Regions from separate parts of the Homo sapiens genome. Here region 1 is linked to region 2. The links are chromatin loops, found by intact Hi-C in ENCODE. Cell type or tissue: CD14-positive monocyte. All regions are shown on one strand.

Region 1 (4,000 bases), 65 kb after region 2:
TTCACGGGCCAGGGAAGCATAGTCCTGAAGTTGTGGTTGGATGAGGCATTCTTTTTGTTTCTTGTGCACATTGTATTCACAGCTGCACTCCACTGCAGAAACGGATTCATTTTAGAGTTAGAGTGAAGCATTCCCTGTATATGTGAGGAAGCAAGTGCTCTAGTCATTTGTAGTTCATTCTCTGCCATTAGCTTGAGAATGATTCATCTTAATTCTTGGACTTGAACCAAAGGTTTTTGGTAGCAGAATTTGAGGAAAATAATTTTGTAAATTATGGTCTGGATTATAAATGAATTGCAAATTCTGCTTTTTCTGTGCTGAAAGAAAAGATCTCTTTAGCACTATACCCATTTGATAGCCATTTCCAGTGTGGTTTGTTGCAGTCCTCTGTGGACTGCCTGCCTGTTAAACAGTGCAGAGGTTCACATTTCCGTCATTGTGGGGCAGCGAAGGGCTCCTAATTGAGTCACAGTCTGCATGCTAGGCCAGTTTTTATTACCCTGCAGTGCTTAAGATATACATACAAACCATGCCAATTTTATTTAGAAAACAATCTATTTTTTTTAGATATATAATTTTGACTTTTAGAAAACAATCTTTTTAGGAGGCTTAGAATGTTGTTCTCTGTGTCTGTGGAAATATAGTACCATATGGAAAGAATTGCATGCTGAAAGATTAGAAATTATGGAAAAGGAGTCAGTTGACCTAGTTGTGTCAGAAGAATTGGGGAGCCGATTGGAAAAGTTTGGGTATTGGGATGACTACTTTGGTAACCAGTGTAGATGAGGAAGATGGGGTTTTCCCCCTTTCATTACAAAGGAGGATCTAAAACTCCAGGAACAGGTATATAGTGCAGAAGACTAGGAGAGTATACAGTTTGCAGGAACAGAGGTGTTATCAGATGGGCTTTCCAGGGAAATTAAGATTCTTCTTCTTGAGGACTAAGTAACCAACCTTCTCTCTACCAGTCACATAAATGTGTGTCAGCTGAAGTGGCAGGGCTGCTTTGGAAATGTTCATTTTGCTCTGAGTTCGCGTCTTTGGATGAAAGTGCTCCTTTCCCAGTTATGAGGCGGTGTTTCATTTTTCAACCACTGCAGGAAAAAGTTGTCTCCATTAAAATTGTGTTATTTTAAAAATTTTTGTTGGTACATTAAAAAAATTTTTTTCTCCCTGATTATTCAGAATATAGGAAAGTTACTGATTTTTGTTTGTATATGTACTACCTTACTGAACTGTTTCTAATGAGTTTTTCCATTCGGTTCTCTTGGATTTTCTAGGGAGAGATTTACAAATGATTGTTTAATTTTCTTTTACCATTTATGCCTCTGTTTCTTTTTCTTATTCTGGTGTACCTTTATTTGAAAAATTAGAGCACTGCTTATATATTAAATGCCACTGGAAATAAATGGCAATATTAGTATCTGTGTTAGGGTTGTTTATAATAAAGTCTAGTAAAATAATTTTAGAATACATATATATGGACATATATATGTTTTAAAACCAGAGAAGCTTCTGGATAACTCTGTTAATGAATTGTGTATCATGTTTATGTAGATATGGAATGTCTCAAACGGTGAGCTTCTTCATTTGTGTGCTCCGCTTTCAGAAGAAGGAGCTGCTACCCATGGAGGCTGGGTGACTGACCTTTGCTTTTCTCCAGATGGCAAAATGCTTATCTCTGCTGGAGGATATATTAAGGTAAGAGTTCCCCAAGAACTGTGAAAGAAAATAATAGCCTATATCATACTTTCCAAGCTATTTTCACTTCCTGTTTCTCAGTTGGGCCTTTTACAACCCAGCAGAGTAAAAAGGCTGCTACTCCGGAGGCTAAGGTGGGAGGATCGCTGGAGTCTGTGAGGTCAAGGCTGCTTTGAGCCATGCTTGCGCCACTTCACTCCACCCTGGGTGACAGAGCGACATCCTGTCTCAAAAAAAAAAAAAAAAATCTGGCAGTAAAATGAGTTTAGTAACTAAAGAAAAGAACAGAAAAAAATATTGAAAACAAAAAAGAACCAGAAAAAACTTTAAAAAATAATTAAAAGCCAGGCACGGTGGCTCACGCCTGTAATCCTAGCACTTTGGGAGGCCAAGGTGGGCGGATCACCTGAGGTCAGGAGTTTGAGACCAGCCTGGCCAACATGGCGAAACCCTGTCTCTACTAAAAATACAAAAAATAGCCGGGCGTGGTGGCATATGCCTGTAATCCCAGCTACTTGGGAGGCTGAGGCAGGAGAATCGCTTGAACCCGGGAGGTGAAGGTTGCAGTGAGCCGAGATCACACCATTGCACTGCAGCCTAGGCAACAAGAGCAAAACTCTGTCTCAAAAAAGAAAATAAATAAATAAATAAATTAATTAATTAATTAATTAAAAAAATAAATAAAAAGGAAAAGAAAAAAAAAGGCAGTTACTATTATCCCCATTTTGTAGTGATGAAACTGAGATCCACAAGACTGCTTTCCTCAGATCTTGGGGAAGCTTTGGTGACAGTGGCAGGGATGCCCTCAATCCAGAGCTGTCATACTGCCTCATACTAAACTTGGGGCATTAGAATGACTAGCAAGTTGGGTGTTTAACTTAGTTCTGTTTTCCATGTCATTCACAATTAACTATGTTGGTTGAAAATCTTTAAAAAAACATATTTTTGAAATTTCTTCAGTAATAATAATAGCAGCAGTATATGGCTTTATAGTTTACAAAACGCTTCACTCCCCTCATCTTACTAGCCAGCTTTTTGAGGCTTAAATTTCATTCTTGGTTTACAGATGAGGAAAATGATTTTCTATGGAGGTTATAACTTTCCTAAAGTTACATAATTAGTGCCGGGTGTGGTGACTCACACCTGTAATCCCAGCACTTTGGGAGGCCAAGGCGGGCAGATCACTTGAGGTCAGAAGTTGAAGACCAGCCTGGCCAACATGGCAAAACGCCATCTCTGCTAAAAAATACAAAAATTAGCTGGGTTTTGTGGCGGGCACCTGTAGTCCCAGCTACTTGGGAGGCTGAGAGGTGAGACTCACTTGAACCCCGGGGGAGCAGAAGTTGCAGTCAGCTAAGGTCACACCACTGTACTCCAGCCTGGGCAACAGAGCGAGACTATCTCAAAAACAAACAAACAAAAAAACCAAAAATAAAGTTACATAATTAGTAAATAGAAAAGCCAGGACTCAAACCCAGGTCTCTGCCTCTGCTTTCTCTAGCTAATTGGCTTTTTAAAACTTACTAGTGATTGAGGCCGCAATTTGAATGTGTTGTGGTGCTTCAGGGTCATATTTTTGGTGTTTTTTTGATGTATCTTTTATCTATCCACTCAAAAAGACTGTGTTGAATGTCCAGTGTGTGCTAAGCTACTGCTCTGTGGCACAATGTTTATGGCTTGGTTCCTGCCTTTCAGCAGCTTACAGTCTATGGGGGAAGCAGGTGGTAAACCAATAAAGTCCCTAAAGTTTAGAAGGGGTCTGGGACATGCTTTCATGAGGGAGGTGGAAGCACAAAGGAGAGGAGTGACCAGACCAACCTCAGAGAGTTAGCAGAGGCTTCACCTGGAGGGGAATGCTTGAAGTGAGTCTTTTGAATAGCAGTTTACTTGTAAAAGTGGTAGAAGATGATACTCTATATCAGCGGTCCCCAGCCTTTTTGGCACTAGGGACTGGTTTCCTTGGAAGACAATTTTTCCACAGATGGGGTGGTGGTAGGAAGTGGGGAGCGGGGAATGGTTTCAGGATTAAACTGTTCCACCTCAGATCATCAGCATTAGATTCTCGTAAGGAGTGCACAAGCTAGATCCCTCGCATGTGCAGTTCACAGCAGGGCTCTTGCTCCTGTGAGAAACTAATGCCACCACTGATCTCTCAGGAGACAAAGCTCAGGTGGTAATGTTCACTCACCAGCCGCTCACCTTCTGCTCTGCGGATGGGTTCCTAAAAGGCCACAGACCAGTACCGGTCCATGGCCCAGGGACTGGGGACTCCTCTATATTGGGCTGATCACTTGGACAT
Region 2 (4,000 bases):
AATTAAAAAAAAAAAGTCAGGAAGGATTTTTAATGGGGCTCTTCTGTTTGATTGTCTTAGTTTCTAGAAATATACGTGTAACTCTTCTACTTCCATGTACTTCAGGAGTGAGTTTGTTTTGTTTGTTCAACAGTTAATTAATTCAGCAAATACTTACCATTATAATTATGTGCCAGGCACTGTTATCAAGTGTTTCACAGTTTTCATTAGCCAAAAGGGAGACAGCAGTTTAGTTGCTGCTTGTCTTAAGAGTATAACCTTGGATTCAGTCAACAATTTGATTTCTGTCATCTTAACAGCCTCTCTTTCATTTGTTCATTTAACCAACATTGAGTGTTGTGCCAGGTTCTGGGCCAAGTGCTGCAAGTACAAAGATAAATAAAGCATTCCTTGGGAATGTTATAGTATACTGAGTGAGAGTTAGGTAGTGGCTCTGCACTTTTTAAAAATGCCCTAATGCACCCAAGGATGCAGTATACTTTCATATGTAGCAGTTGCTGAGTATGGCAGTGATTCTCAAATTGGTAAGGGTATTAATATCAGAATATAGGGTGAGAAGAGTATTTTTGGGAAAAGCCTACTAGGTGATTCTGATGCATATTCGTTATATTTTTATGGTGCAATCTCTGCTCACTGAAGCTCCGCTTCCTGGGTTCAAGTGATTCTCCTGCCTCAGCCTCCTAGTAGCTGGGACTACAGGCTCCCCACCACACGCCGGGCTAATTTTTTGTATTTTTAGTAGAGATGAGGTTTCACCGTGTTAACCAGGATGGTCTTGATCTCCTGACCTCGTGATCTGCCCACCTTGGCCTCCCAAAGTGCTGGGATTACAGGCGTGAGCCACTGCGCTCGGCCCCTCCTTCTCTTGATATTGATCTGTGTAGAGGAAATAGGATTGAGATCACTAACCCTTCCCTCTTTAATTGCTCAGTAACTTTTCCCTAGTTCTACTTTTCCTTTTTTGCAAAATTAAAATTGACTTCTGTTGAGTAAAATAATGTAGCCACTTTCAGATGTGTCAGACTAGCTTACAAAGCCAGGCATATTTTTTTAATCTCTCAGTCTCATTTGGTTTGTGCTTTTGTAATTTTTCAACCTATGTATGTGCCTAGAGTATTTCTTTATTTTTATTTTTATTTTTATTTTTTTAGATGGAGTTTCGCTCTTGTTGCCCAGGTTGGAGTGCAATGGTGCGATATCGGTTCACTGCAACCTCTGCCTCCCGGGTTCAAGCGATTCTCTGCCTCAGCCTCTTGAGTAGCTGGGATTACAGGCTTGTGCCACCTCGCCTGGCTAATATTATATTAGAGACGGGGTTTCTCCATGTTGGTCAGGCTGGTCTCAAACTCCCGACCTCAGGTGATCCGCCTGCCCTGGCCTCCCAAAGTGCTGGGATTACAGGCCTAGAGTATTTTTTTTTTTGTAATGCACAGCCATAGTGTGTCATTCAGACAAAAATGTTATTGTATAATTATGCTATCAGGTTTTAGTTATATTTTTTCCCCTCATCTGTTCTAGTGAGTTTAGAAAAGTTTTTGGAGAGAACAACTGGGAACTGGCATAGAGGTTCTTGGTTACTATGAATAAACAAATTGATTAAAAAAAACCACTTGTATACCAAATGAAAGGTAATATTCTTTTAGATTACAACATATGAAATTGCTAGTTTTTAGGTAAAAAATGGTCACATATCATCATTATTGTATGATTCATTCTAATGCTAACCTGAGCTCAGTTCTAGTTTGGTTTTGGTGCTTAAAGACTGAGTTGGAAAATCCCATTACTTGGATAGTAATGGTCGCTTTTTTTTTTTTTTTTTTGGCACTCAGTAAGTGATGGCTGAACCTTTTATGGTAGGATCTGTAATTTTAATATGTTCTGATTTAGGGTTTGAGGAGAAGGCAGTCTCTAATTTTTTTTTTCCTTATTTGAATCAGCATATTGAGAAGAGTATAGCAAAGAGGAAGAATCATTTTCCTAGATCTAGCCATCTATTTGTTTTAAAAAAAATTTAATTTGGTAGATTTTAAAAGACACTGGTGGGATTATCTTTTTAAAAGGAAGCTTAAGATAAGTGTCATTAGTGATTAATATTTTTTTTTTAAATTAGGTCTCTCTTGATCTTGGATGATGTTTGGGACTCTTGGGTGTTGAAAGCTTTTGACAGTCAGTGTCAGATTCTTCTTACAACCAGAGACAAGAGTGTTACAGATTCAGTAATGGGTAAGGATTATTCGTTTACTTTTTAGTACCTTTATATTTAATTTAATTACATTTAAATATGTGACATACCAAATTACTTACTTTGTCTTGTGATTTTTGTTTGCAGGTCCTAAATATGTAGTCCCTGTGGAGAGTTCCTTAGGAAAGGAAAAAGGACTTGAAATTTTATCCCTTTTTGTTAATATGAAGAAGGCAGATTTGCCAGAACAAGCTCATAGTATTATAAAAGAATGTAAAGGTATGGTTATTTATTTGTTTATGAGGAGATTATAGGGAGTTATATAATTTCCCTTTTGTTAATTGAGCTAATGAATATGGTAATTTAGCACATGAACATCCAAAAACTTTTCTGGGAGATTTAGTATTTTAGGTTCTCTGATATCTTAAATGGATACATGATATTATGGTATTTATTTATTCATTAAAATAATATTTACCATCTACCCACAGTGTGTTAGAGACCACATTAGTGAGAGAAGTGAGACACAGATGTGACCTCTGCTGTTAGAGTTAAAAATAGAGTGAGAATCAGATTTTAAAACTTGTTTTTGCTTGGGATTTTATAAAAATAGTGTTCTAATTTGGTAAGTAAAAACTGGTGTCTTAATTTGCATTTTTTTTTAGCGAAGTTAAACTTTTTACTTGTTTATTGAATACGTTTTAAGAAGTTATCCTTGACTTTAAGAAATTATCCTTGACTCACTTTTCTTTTTTGATATAAGTATTTTTAATTTATTTCTAAATACTCAAAAAATAGAAACTATTAGCTCTTTGTCATATTTTTACAAGTATTATTTCCCAGTAAAACAATTTTTTAACTTAAAATTTATATATAGAATCTCGCTGTGTTGCCCAGGCTGGTCTTGAACTACTTGCCTCAAATGATCCTCCTGCCTTAGCCTCCTAAAGCACTGGGACTACAGGCATGAGTCACCATGTCCAGCCTGTTACCCAGTTTTTTGTGTACCTTTTATTTGTTGTATTCTTTTGACATATAGAAGCTTAAAATTTTAAACAGTCAAATCTATCAACTCTTAAAATTATTTCTTTCATTATTGTTATGCTTGGAAATACCTTATTTTTCTTCTTTTTCTTTTTTTTTCTCTTTTGAGACAAGTCTCACTCTGTCGTCCAGGCTGGAGTGCAGTGGCGTGATCTCGGCTCACTGCAACTTCTGCCTCCCAGGTTCAAGCAGTTCTTCTGCCTCAGCCTCTCGAGTATCTGGGACTACAGGCATGTTCCACCATGCCTAGCTAATTTTTGTATTTTCAGTAGAGACGGGGTTTCGCCATGTTGGTCAGGCTGGTCTCGAACTCCTGACCTCAGGTGATTGCCCGCCTCAGCCTCCCAAAGTGCTGGGATTATAGGCATGAGCTACCATACCTGGCCACCTTATTTTTCATTCTGCCATCAAATAGACACACAGTTTTGTTTGTTTATTTATTTATTTATTTATTTTATTTATTTTTTGAGACGAGTCTCACTCTGTCGCCCAGGCTGGAGTGCAGTGGTGCGACCTCTGCTCACTGCAACCTCTGCTGCCCAGGTTCAAGTGATCCTCCTGCCTCAGCCCCCTAGTAGCTGGGATTACAGGTGCGTGCTACCTCACCCAGCTAATTTTTGTAGTTTTAGTAGAGATGGGGTTTCATCATCTTGGCCAGGGTAGTCTTGAACTCCTGACCTCGTGATCCACCTGCCTCAGCCACCCAAAGTGCTGGGATTACAGGCGTGAGCCACCACACGTGGCCAGTTTTGTTAATTTTTAAAGAAATCTTAC

The links. Peaks named below come from ENCODE experiments on the same cell type or tissue, not always from the same donor. Only the 100,000 strongest peaks of a DNase experiment are listed, where the experiment ranks them.
Region 1: a loop joins it to region 2, with 4 times the contacts of the local background. A loop is called at or near these places in 1 of 110 quality-filtered maps.

Annotation. Positions count from the first base shown.
Region 1 is chr12:98,725,616-98,729,615 of GRCh38, forward strand. APAF1 (apoptotic peptidase activating factor 1) reads left to right here. Exons shown (of 27, transcript NM_181861.2): 26 at 1,558-1,701. Among named protein-coding and RNA genes, the nearest start is that of APAF1, 82 kb to the left of the region's middle. In CD14-positive monocyte, no CTCF peak of the experiment used is centred here; no DNase peak of the experiment used is centred here; H3K27ac peaks cover 657 bases.
Region 2 is chr12:98,660,346-98,664,345 of GRCh38, forward strand. It overlaps APAF1 (apoptotic peptidase activating factor 1), which reads left to right. Exons shown (of 27, transcript NM_181861.2): 6 at 2,111-2,223; 7 at 2,330-2,461. Among named protein-coding and RNA genes, the nearest start is that of APAF1, 17 kb to the left of the region's middle. In CD14-positive monocyte, no CTCF peak of the experiment used is centred here; no DNase peak of the experiment used is centred here.